Linked DNA regions of Homo sapiens: region 2 is linked to region 1. The links are chromatin loops, found by intact Hi-C in ENCODE. Cell type or tissue: heart left ventricle. All regions are shown on one strand.

What was found. A loop is a pair of places that touch in the nucleus more often than their neighbours do. Peaks named below come from ENCODE experiments on the same cell type or tissue, not always from the same donor. Only the 100,000 strongest peaks of a DNase experiment are listed, where the experiment ranks them.
Region 2: a loop joins it to region 1, with 2.3 times the contacts of the local background. A loop is called at or near these places in 2 of 110 quality-filtered maps.

What each region holds. Positions count from the first base shown.
Region 1 is chr16:2,499,247-2,504,246 of GRCh38, forward strand. TBC1D24 (TBC1 domain family member 24) reads left to right here. Exons shown (of 8, transcript NM_001199107.2): 5 at 111-174; 6 at 589-684; 7 at 1,022-1,244; 8 at 1,558-5,000. The coding sequence ends at 1,712. Among named protein-coding and RNA genes, the nearest start is that of ATP6V0C, 12 kb to the right of the region's middle. RefSeq lists an enhancer at 848-1,665. In heart left ventricle, CTCF peaks have their summits at 2,138 (motif pointing left), 2,364 and 3,898; DNase peaks (open chromatin) are centred at 1,175, 1,435, 2,145, 3,895 and 2 weaker places; H3K4me3 peaks cover 687 bases.
Region 2 is chr16:2,001,672-2,006,671 of GRCh38, forward strand. It overlaps ZNF598 (zinc finger protein 598, E3 ubiquitin ligase), which reads right to left. Exons shown (of 14, transcript NM_178167.5): 4 at 1,945-2,057; 5 at 1,320-1,449; 6 at 850-1,061; 7 at 535-752; 8 at 1-29. Among named protein-coding and RNA genes, the nearest start is that of ZNF598, 5.6 kb to the right of the region's middle. RefSeq lists silencers at 2,370-2,439, 3,937-4,231. In heart left ventricle, a CTCF peak has its summit at 2,327 (motif pointing right); DNase peaks (open chromatin) are centred at 515, 943, 2,350, 2,760 and 1 weaker place; H3K4me3 peaks cover 498 bases; H3K27ac peaks cover 188 bases.

The DNA.
Region 1 (5,000 bases):
AAGCACAGTTCCCAGGTCTTCGCCCCAAGACAGCTGGGGCCAGCGGAGGCTGCAGGAGGCGGCTGGGAGGGTGTGCAGGGTGACAGCTGGCATGCGTGTCTCTACGCCAGGTTCTACTTCCAGTGTGAAGGACATGAGCCTACCCTCTTGCTCATCAAGACCACGCAGAAGGAGGTGAGCAGGGGCCCTGGAGCCAGGGCTGGCTCTGATGGGCTCCAGGGCTGGCTCTGATGGGCTCCAGGGCTGGCTCTGATGGGCTTCAGGGCCTAGGCCTCCTGGGCCAGATCCAGAGTCAGAGCGTGGGTATGGCCAGCACATGGGGCTCATCCCACACTCAGGGCCACAAGGGGAAATGAGACTATCCCCAACACAGCCCCCGCCCACCCTCATTGCCAGCCCCAAGCCAGGGGCAGGGTGCACACACCTGCAACACTGCCTTTCCCACACCACTCCTGCCCTGGGGTGGGGGTGGGAGACGGCAATGCCTGCACCCCCACCTGTGACCTGGGACAGGCCCGTCAGTAGTCTGGAGCACAGGGACGCTCCTGGGGGCCTGCGGGCACAGCCTCACCCAGACCTTTCCCCCAGGTGTGTGGTGCTTACCTGTCCACAGACTGGAGTGAGAGAAATAAGTTTGGAGGCAAACTGGGCTTCTTTGGGACCGGAGAATGCTTTGTGTTTAGGGTGAGTGGGGCCAAGTGTCCCCAAACCCCCACGCAGACCCTGTAGCTGCATCCCTCCAGGAGCACCCGCCTGCCCTGGGGACACTGTTGGGTGTCGCCATGGCAGTCACCCAGCAGCGTCATCGCCCTGTGTGCTTCCGGGTTTGATCATTCAGCCGTGCGCTGCTCCGGGGCAGGGGGCTTCATCTGCTCGAGCCACCAGCTCCCCAGCCCCTGGCTCGGGCTGCACCCACCTTGGGCTCTGGGTGCAGATTCACGGGATGAAACGGGTTGTGGCTCTGGGGCAGAGGGGCCTGCGAACGCCCGCGCCAGCTCCTCACACTCCCCTTCCACCCCAGCTGCAGCCTGAGGTGCAGCGCTACGAGTGGGTGGTGATCAAGCACCCCGAGCTGACCAAGCCCCCACCCTTGATGGCTGCCGAGCCCACCGCCCCACTCAGCCACTCCGCCTCCTCAGACCCCGCTGACCGCCTCTCGCCCTTCCTGGCCGCTCGCCACTTCAACCTGCCCTCCAAGACCGAGTCCATGTTCATGGCGGGGGGCAGCGACTGCCTCATCGTCGGTGAGCGCCAGCAGACGGGGCTCTGGGATGAGGGTGTGGGGTCCGGGCAGCTGAAGCTGCTGCACCCAGCCCTCCCTGACCGGGGTGGCAGAGAAGAGGCCCTGGGTGTCAGGGTGGACCAGGCATGATGGGTGGGAGGGGGCTGGAAGGGAGAGACCAGCCTGGACAGCTGGTCCTGGGGGCTATGGAGGGTCAACGGTCTGTGCGGTTTCAGAGAGGCCCGTGCAGGGCAGGACAGCTGGGACAGCAGGTGAGGTGCCTGGGTCAGTGCTGATAGGGCAGTCAGGCCGCCACTGACCTGAGCATCCTGCAGGGGGAGGAGGCGGCCAGGCGCTCTACATCGATGGGGACCTGAACCGGGGCCGCACAAGCCACTGCGACACCTTCAACAACCAGCCCCTCTGCTCCGAGAACTTCCTCATTGCTGCCGTGGAGGCCTGGGGCTTCCAGGACCCTGACACCCAGTGACGGCCTGTGCCACGGTGACTGAGCCGTGGTGGGGCGGTGGGCCGAGGCTGGGCTGCCGCCTCGGGCAGCAGAGAGCAGATGAAACCCCCATGTGGTAGGCAGGGTTGGGGGACGGCAGGACCCCATGGCCAAGCCTGGCGTTGCCTGGACCTGCTGCTGCCTCTACCTGGGGTTTGGGCTGGGCTTCCCCAGTCCACCTGCATCTGGGTCAGAGCTGGAGGGCCTGCTGTGCCCCCAGCCCCACCCAGAGCTGGCATAGGAAGTACCTTCCTCCTCCGTGGAGGCTTCCATAGCCCAAGGCCTTGGGAGTGTCTGGGTCTTGCTGCCCCTGAGCCTCTCTAGGCAGCCTGAGCCCCTGGGGTGGGAGTACAACGGCAGTGGGAACGTGCAGCTAAGGGTGGGCCTGTGGTGCCCCCTGCTGGTGCCGCATAGCATCGCGCCCTCCTGAGCAGGGCCCTGCAGCCTGGCTGGCTGGCGACTGAATCCCAGCGTAGATCCCGAGAACAGACTGGCACCCTTGGGCCTGCCCCCTGGCGGACCCCACCCCCTGTCCTGGGCGTTTGCCCCAGTTCCCTCCCCAGGCCTCCTGGGCCACCTCTCACATTAACCCTTCTTGGCTGCCTCTGAGGCTCCCCTGGGCTGCGTTTGGGAGCTGCTGGGTGGGAGGAGGAGGGTGGGATTTGTGCTGGGCTCCACCCCCAGGGAGGGTGGGAGCTGGAGGGGGATGTCACATGTCCTTGTGTTTCTGCAGAGCCTGAAGCTTTTGCTGGGCCTCCCTGCGTGTTCCCATCTGAAGAGGTAGCCCCGGGAGAGGCCCTCAGGGACCGACCCAGACCAGCAAGCTCCATTTCCAGGGGTCTGCCCAGAGAAGCCTGGACCCAGGGGGCTTCTCAGCTCCCCTCCCTTCCAGCCCAGGCCTCCTTGAGCTCCTGTAGCCTCTGCAGCTGCCCATTTCACCTCTTTGTCATTGCAATGACCTGGGGCCCAGGGTCACGCCCAAGCCCCTCTTTGTGGCATGCTCATCTCAGTGCAGCCCCAACTGCTTCTCTGCACCAGGCCCCGTGCCCTCCCCTGGCCCTGGCCACACAGCACCTCCTTGGCCACCTTGCATGGATGCATGTCCTCCCTCTGTCCCTCTTGTGGTGCTGTGGCTGGCCACGTGTCAGGGTTTTCTGTGAGCCTCTCACCTTACAGCCTTTGGGCCCCTGGGCCCCTGCCCTGCCTGAGCCCTGCGCTGGCCAGACGCAGGTAGGTGCCAGGGGAGGCCTTGCCTCTGGGCACTATAGGGGGCAGCCCCCTGCCTTGTGACCTCCCTCCATGCCCCATGACCTCCTTCAACTCGTCTTGAGGGTCTGGTCACCACGGAGGGGAGAAGGGAGACACAGAGGCCCAAGTGGCTGTTCTGGGACCATGGAAGCCTGGGTCACAGAGGCAGGTACCAGCAGTCCTGCCCCCACCCCCGTCCCTGCTGGCCTCCAGCCAGTGCCACTTGGAGTCCCCTGCACCGTGCCACTTTCCATCCCCACACCATTGCCTGCTCCTCCCATGGGGCTTTAGCCTCCCCTGACCATCTGCTCATGTAGCCTCTGACTGGGCGCACAGTGGTGCAGGAGGAAGGACCGGGAACCCTGTGTGGCTTTGGGCAAGCTGACAAACCCGTCTGGAACTCAGTTTCCCCAGCTGTGAAATGGGGCCAGTCCCCATGCCCTGCTGTCCTCCTCACAGGACTGTTGAGAGGCTCGCAGGGGGATGGGGTGAATCCCTCTCACGGGGAGAGGTATGGGAGGGAAGTCGCCACTCATCTCAGCCCACCGCAGCCCTCCAGGCCCCCGCCTGAGCCCCTGAGGCCCTCATCTGTACCGCCAGCTTTGGTGTTCATTAAACATGGTCTTGCTGCATCAACTCCAGGGCTCCAAGCTGAGTCTGATCTCTTCAGCCAGAGGGGCCTCCGGGGGCTTCCTGGGCCTACAGCCAAGCAGGTGTGGGAGGCTGCCCGCTGTAGTGCTCACCCACATTCTATGACTGGAATGCTGCAAGCCTCTTCCAGAGGGAGCCCTCCAGGAGCAGGGAAGTCATATCCGTGGACCATTTGTAGGTTTCCCTCTGCAAACTTCCTGAACTGGGTGGTGATTTTTCTGGCGAGTTAAGTCCAGCAGGTTCTGCGTGGCTGCCCCCAGGGGGCCCCACCCGGGCCTTCCAGTGATCTGGACCAGGAAGACGGATTGCTGCTGGGTCATGATTTCCACATCATGAGCGAAGTTCTTTGTTTTTTGTGTGCATGCAAAATATTGTTTCTTTAAATTTAATATCTTTTCCTAACTTTTCTACTAACCTAGAAGGTATGTGTGATTATTATCTTTTTTATTCTTATCACTGTACTTGTTAGTATCTGATATTAGGTATTCCCAAATAGAACATAATTTATTTTGTTAATGTTCTCTATTTCTTCTTGATTATTTATTAGCTTTGGATGTTAAAAATTAGCCAAAAGTGGCTGCTCTGCCTATGAAGTAGCCATTCTTTGTTTAAAAAAAAAAAAAGCCAACATTTGTTGAAACTGCATAATAAATTATCATTTGTTTTTAGAAACATTCAAAGAATTATTTTTTGATTTTTTTTTTTTTTGGGACAGAGTCACCCAGGCTGGAGTGCAGTGGCATGATCTTGGCTCACTGCAACCTCCGCCTCCTGGGTTCAAGCGATTCTCCTGCCTCAGCCTCCTGAGTAGCTGGGATTACAGGCATACGCCACCACGCCCAGCTAAATTTTTTTTGTATTTTTAGTAGAGGCAGGGTTTCACTGTGTTGGTCAGGCTGGTCTTGAACTCCTGACCTCGTGATCCACCCCCCCCTCAGCCTCCCAAAGTGCTGGGATTACAGGCGTGAGCCACCGCGCCTAGCCTATTTTTTAATTTTTTTGAATAGACCACTTTGTGCTGAATAAATGTTTAACATTTATTTTTAAAACAACAATTGCACCTAATTTAAAATAGTTTATTAAATGAATTCATTAAAGCAGATTATATGCCTTTGGGGCTTCAGAAAATCAGTTTAAGCAAAAGAACTTATGAGAGTAAGTCATTTGTACTTGAATTTTTTCAGAGTTTTAATGAACTAAAGTATTTTAATTTTTCTATTTTTGTAAGCCGCATACTTCATTTTTTGAGTTTTTCAGTGGAATTTGTTTTAAAACGTTTTGAAGATTTCAGAGGCCTTCATATTTCTCTTATCCACTTTCTGAACCCATAAAGCCTTTGCAGTCTCCTTGAGTAGTTTATATTTAGTAATT
Region 2 (5,000 bases), 500 kb before region 1:
CTCCTCGTAGTCTTCGCCACCAACGACCCCTGCGGCCAGCAGACAGCCCGTCACTTCCCGGGACCCCGGGACGACAATAGGAGGAACAGGCCTGCCGTCAAGGCCACACCCGGCCAATGCTCAGGCCTGGATGGCAGAGGCTTTCCTACCCACAGTGCACATGAGCCCGGGAGTGGCACAGGAGCCTCGCAGGGTCCACGCCAGCCACGGGCCTCTACGACCTGGGTGCCAAGCCACAGGAGCAGTGGGAAGGGAGAGGAGGAGGGTCCCCGAGCCCCAGGTGGGATCTGCATACAGCAGATGCTCAGTAAAAGCCTCCTGGTCCAGGGAAGGGCCCCGGGCACCCAGGGCAGCAGACCCGAGACCCTGAGGGAGCAAGAGCTCCTGGCACACAAGGGGTGCTCGGGCGCTCCAGCCTGGCCGGAGGGTGGGAGGTCAGCTCCTGCACCCACAGCTCGGTCTCATCTCAGGCTCCAGAGCAGGGCATGGTCATGCGGCCCCACCTGGGGGCATCCAGGCCAGGTGCCTGCTCACCCTCGTTCCGGCGCGAGTGCCGTGGCGCGTAGCTGAACTGCAGGTCGATGTGGCGGTTCTGGCGTGCCTCGGCGCGGCTGCGACTGTGGCAGGCCGTCCTGTGGGCCTTGAGGTCGATCTCGGTGCGGAAGGCGTGGGTGAACTGCTCCGTGCTGCAGCGGCCTTCCTCACACAGAAAGTGCTTCTCCCGGAAGTGCTCACGCAGGTAGGCATAGTCGCTGGCAGGAGATGGGGTGTCGGTAGGAGGGCTGCAGCCCGGTTAGCCCCACGCCCTCGGGGAGGGAGGGTCATCTGTCTGTCTGCTGCCCGGCCCACCTGTAGTAGTCCTGGGCCCCGTCCGAGTCGCAGAAGTGGCAGAAGTAGTGGTCGCGGCGCAGGTGCTTAAGCAGCTCATCATTGTCCAGGTAGCGCTCGTCACAGAACTTGCAGAGCGGGTGCCCACGGTGCGACGTGTCATCGGGGTCACCCTGCATGCGATGCCGGGCCAGGTCCTTGCGCGAGTACCACTTGCGCTCATATGTGAAGATCTACAAGGCACAGGAGGCTGGGCACAGGCTGGGGGACCCCAAGCCTCCTGCCTCTTCCCACAGGCCAGTGGCGGAGCAGCAAGGGGCGGGAGAGGGCCCCGCCAGCAGCCAGAGGCCTCCCTGCCACGTGCAGCCTGACCCTCAGGGGGCCATCCGGGGCCAGAAGCAGCAGGTGGACAAGCCCCTCCCAGCCGTGTGGCCACATCCCTTGCACCACCCACCGCCTAGGCTCTCTCCGGGGTCGCTGGGGGGGCACACCTGGAGGTGCTGGAGGCACAGACGGCAGCAGAAGAGCTCATGCTGCCTCCGCATGTGCTGCTCCAGGTCCCCGAAGAGGCTGAAAGGTGGCAGCTCGGGGCACCGCGGGCACTCGTGCTGCAGCAGCTGCCTAGGAAGACACCGAGAGCCGCCCACGGCCCCAGGACATTCAGTGTCACCGCCGGGAGCAGGGCCACTCACCAGGCCCCAGGCCCGTGACCCAGGACAGATGCAAGGCCATGGCTGTGCACATGGCCTGGGTCAGAAGCCTGGCTCTAGCCCTGAGCCCATGAGCTGCCCCTCCTCTGAGAGACCAGCCCTGGGACAGCTGTACCCTTTATAGGATTTTCAGGCCACGGGCCTGGCTCACACACCTCGTGTGCCCCTCAAGGTGCCCCCGAGGCAGGTGCTGCACCACCTGGGCATGCCTTTCCCCAGCACAACCACCAGCTCTACCCCCAGGAGGGCCTGGTAAGCCTCCCCAGTCACAGGATGGAAACCCAGGTGCCTGGCCCCAGCATTGGTGCACCAGGTGGCCCCCGAAGTGCCTCCGGTTGTGAGGAGAGTGGGACGTGAAGGGCCACAACCACAGGGAGGCCAGGACCCAGGGAGAGGCCCTGCTCACCTGTACAATGCGTACACCTTTCCATCTGCAAAGTAGATATCATATTTCTTCTCATGCTGCAGCTGGTGGATGGGGATGGTGGCAAAGGCAGGAAGCTTCTTCCCAAAGACCACCTAGAGCCAAAAACCAGAGGGGTGGTGAGCAGGACTGGGATGGGACCCCCACCTGGGATGCAACGGAGGCTCAGAGGCAAGGGAGCCCTCACAGACCCTCTAAGAAGGAGTGAGGCATAAAGGGTCCTCCTAGGAGGCCCCAGCAGGCAGCGGCCCCTGGCACCCTGGCCTAGGCCTCCCCTCCTCACCCCAACCCGCTTGCCTAGGGTCAGGGGCAGAGGACAGAGACACAACGCCAGGCCTCTCCACCAGGGGGCGGCAAGGCCAGTCCCTAAGCAGCCACGCCCCACCGGCCGGGGCCCTCACCCGGTGGCTCCACCCTGCGGGGAACAGAGCAGCTGTCGCTCTGCGGAGCTTTCCAGGACAGAGAAGAAACGTGTTCCAAGCAGCTGCTAAGGGAATACCAATGGCCGCCAGCCGGGGATGCATCAGGTGACAAGGCCCGGCTACCCTGTCCGGCGCCCCCGCCCCCACGTTTCCATGGCGCCTTCACGGCACGAGGCTCAAGCCGACCACCTCAGCTCCGTGCATCCTCAGCAGGCGCTGCAGAGCCTCTGCGTGGGCCCCTTCCCAGGGGTCTCTGGCACCTGCAAAGCTGGCTGCCAGAGGACTTGCCCGTCTGCCCTGTGCCCTCCACAGACGGCCCCGGCATCCCTGCTCAGCTCAGCACCCCTGCTCTCCACGAAGCTCTGCTGGGGAGGACCCTCGCTGCCCCCATGCCAGCAGAGATTGGTGCCACCCACCCCTTGGGTTGGTCAAGCCCCCTTCTGGCTCCATCACTGTCCCAAGCCTGGCACTGGTCACTCGCCTCGGCTCTGGGCCCTTAGAGCAGCTCAAGGCCTCAAGCGCACATCCAGGGCAGGGGGACGTCCTCACCCGGGCAAGGGTCATGCCAAGGTCATGTTAAGTTTACCTTAGCCCCTTAGCCAAAGAGAATGTCGGGCTGGAACGGCCGTGAAGCTGGGAAACCTGAGGCTTGGCAGGAAGAGCCAGTCCCACACGTGCTCAGGGGGTCCTGGGGTGTCTCTGTCCCCCAGAGCAGGTGGTTAAATCTGACTCCCCAGGAGGGTCAGGAGCGCCAGGAGAGCTCAGCCCCCACCCCACCGACAGGAGCCGCTTCCACCAGGGGCGGGGTGGGCGGTACGGGCTGCAGGAGCAGCAGCCCAGGCCTTTCCTCCCCTGGTCACATCAGGCAAGGCTGGGCAGGATGAACTCGGCCGCCTCTGCGTCCCCGTCACATGCTGGGCTCAGATGGGCACTTCATCACAGCTGCCTCCCACGCGCGACGTCTTCAGATGGGAGTCGCAGCCCCACCCAGAGCCCCATTACAAAGGCTGCCAGTCACTGCGGGCCACACCACCCTGACCTGTCCCCTGGCTCCCCTCCCCTGGAGCAGCCTCTCTGCACACCCCAAACACAGGGAAAGGCCCTGGGCCTTGTGCGGCCTCTTTTCACAGCAGCTGCCCTCGCGGCAGCTGGCACCCAGCCCTACCTTCCACTCACTCCCAAGGGCGCCTCTCCAGCCCGACCCTCACAGGCGCAATCTGTGCAGCCACTCAGGGTGCTGCTGGGACCCAGAGCACGAGCCTCCTCGGGGAGCTGAGCGGAGCCACTCAGGGTGCTGCTGGGACGCAGAGCGCGAGCCTCCTCGGGGAGCTGAGTACCTGGACTCCCGGGAACCAGACAGGGCCACTTCCCCACCACAGCTCCCGAAGCAGCAGGCAGGCGGGCGAGGAAGCCAGTGTCTGCCTGTGAGGTGGCCAGGCGAGCAGCCTGTGAGGGAGGCCCCAAGGCTGCCAAAAAGCATCCAAGCCCATCAGACTCCGAGGAGAAACGACTTCCTTCCCCAGAGGAAACCCGTGCCAGGGGCGTCCCCAGCCCCACCTCCCCACTTTGGCACCCCTCCTTTCAGCCGCACGCCCTCATCCACCGTGGGTGGCGGCGACTCAGACTGCGGGCACAGGGGCATCCCAGGCACCCCTAACACGCAGCCAACCTCCACTGGTGCGTCCCCCGAGTGCCACCCGTGTGCGGGCACAGGGCCAGGCCCCGCTGAGGAGCACATACACTCCTCTGTCCTTGCCGCCTGGGGGCACCCATGCTCCATGCGATGCTAGCACATCGCAAGTCCCAAGAAACCTATGTGGGACGGCACTGGTGGGGCTGGCGGACTCGGTCAAGGCAGCCTCTCTGAGGCCAGGGAGCAGCTGGGGGTGGAGGAGCTGCGGGGAGCTGGGCAGAGGCAGGGCCAGGCCGGGCGGATCCCAGGTGCACTGACAGCACCCAGATGAAGGACCCAGGGTGGGCCAGCACGGGAGGGCTACATGCCCCATATGGAGTCTAGATGGGCATCCATCTGCACAGCAGCTAAGGCAGGTACTCCGAGCACCAGGGGTAGCAAGACCCAGAGTATTCGTCCCTCCTGAACAGCTGGGAGGGGTCACCTAGGCAGGGCACCTAAGCGGAGCAACGAGACAGGGGAAAGGAGACACTGGGTGGGCTCAGGAACAGGAAGAGGCTTGTGAAAGAACAATGGCTGTGAGCAAGGTGGGCCCAAGGCCACAATCACTGGAGCAGGAGGGCGTGCAGGTTTGGGGCCGGAGTGAGAAATACCACCTGATAGTGGGGGCCTGAGGCTGCCCATCCTCAGACAGGCAGGGAGACCAGGACTGGCTGCCCAGACCTCAGGAGCGGGCAGTGGGACAGCAGTGCAGCCTGGCATGGCCAGCATCGCCCTCCCTGAGGGTGAGGAGGGGGCTGGACAAGGCTGCGCCCCGCAGCACAGTGGCCAGGGTGGAGTCAGGCACGGTCCACTAAGGAGCCAAACAGCAAGACCCTCCCCCGCCTGATGGTTCCAGCACAGCCAGGCTGGGAGTAGGGGACGTAGGGGACATGGAGGCCAGGGGAAGATGGCTATGGGTAGGGGACTTGGGGGCCTGGGGG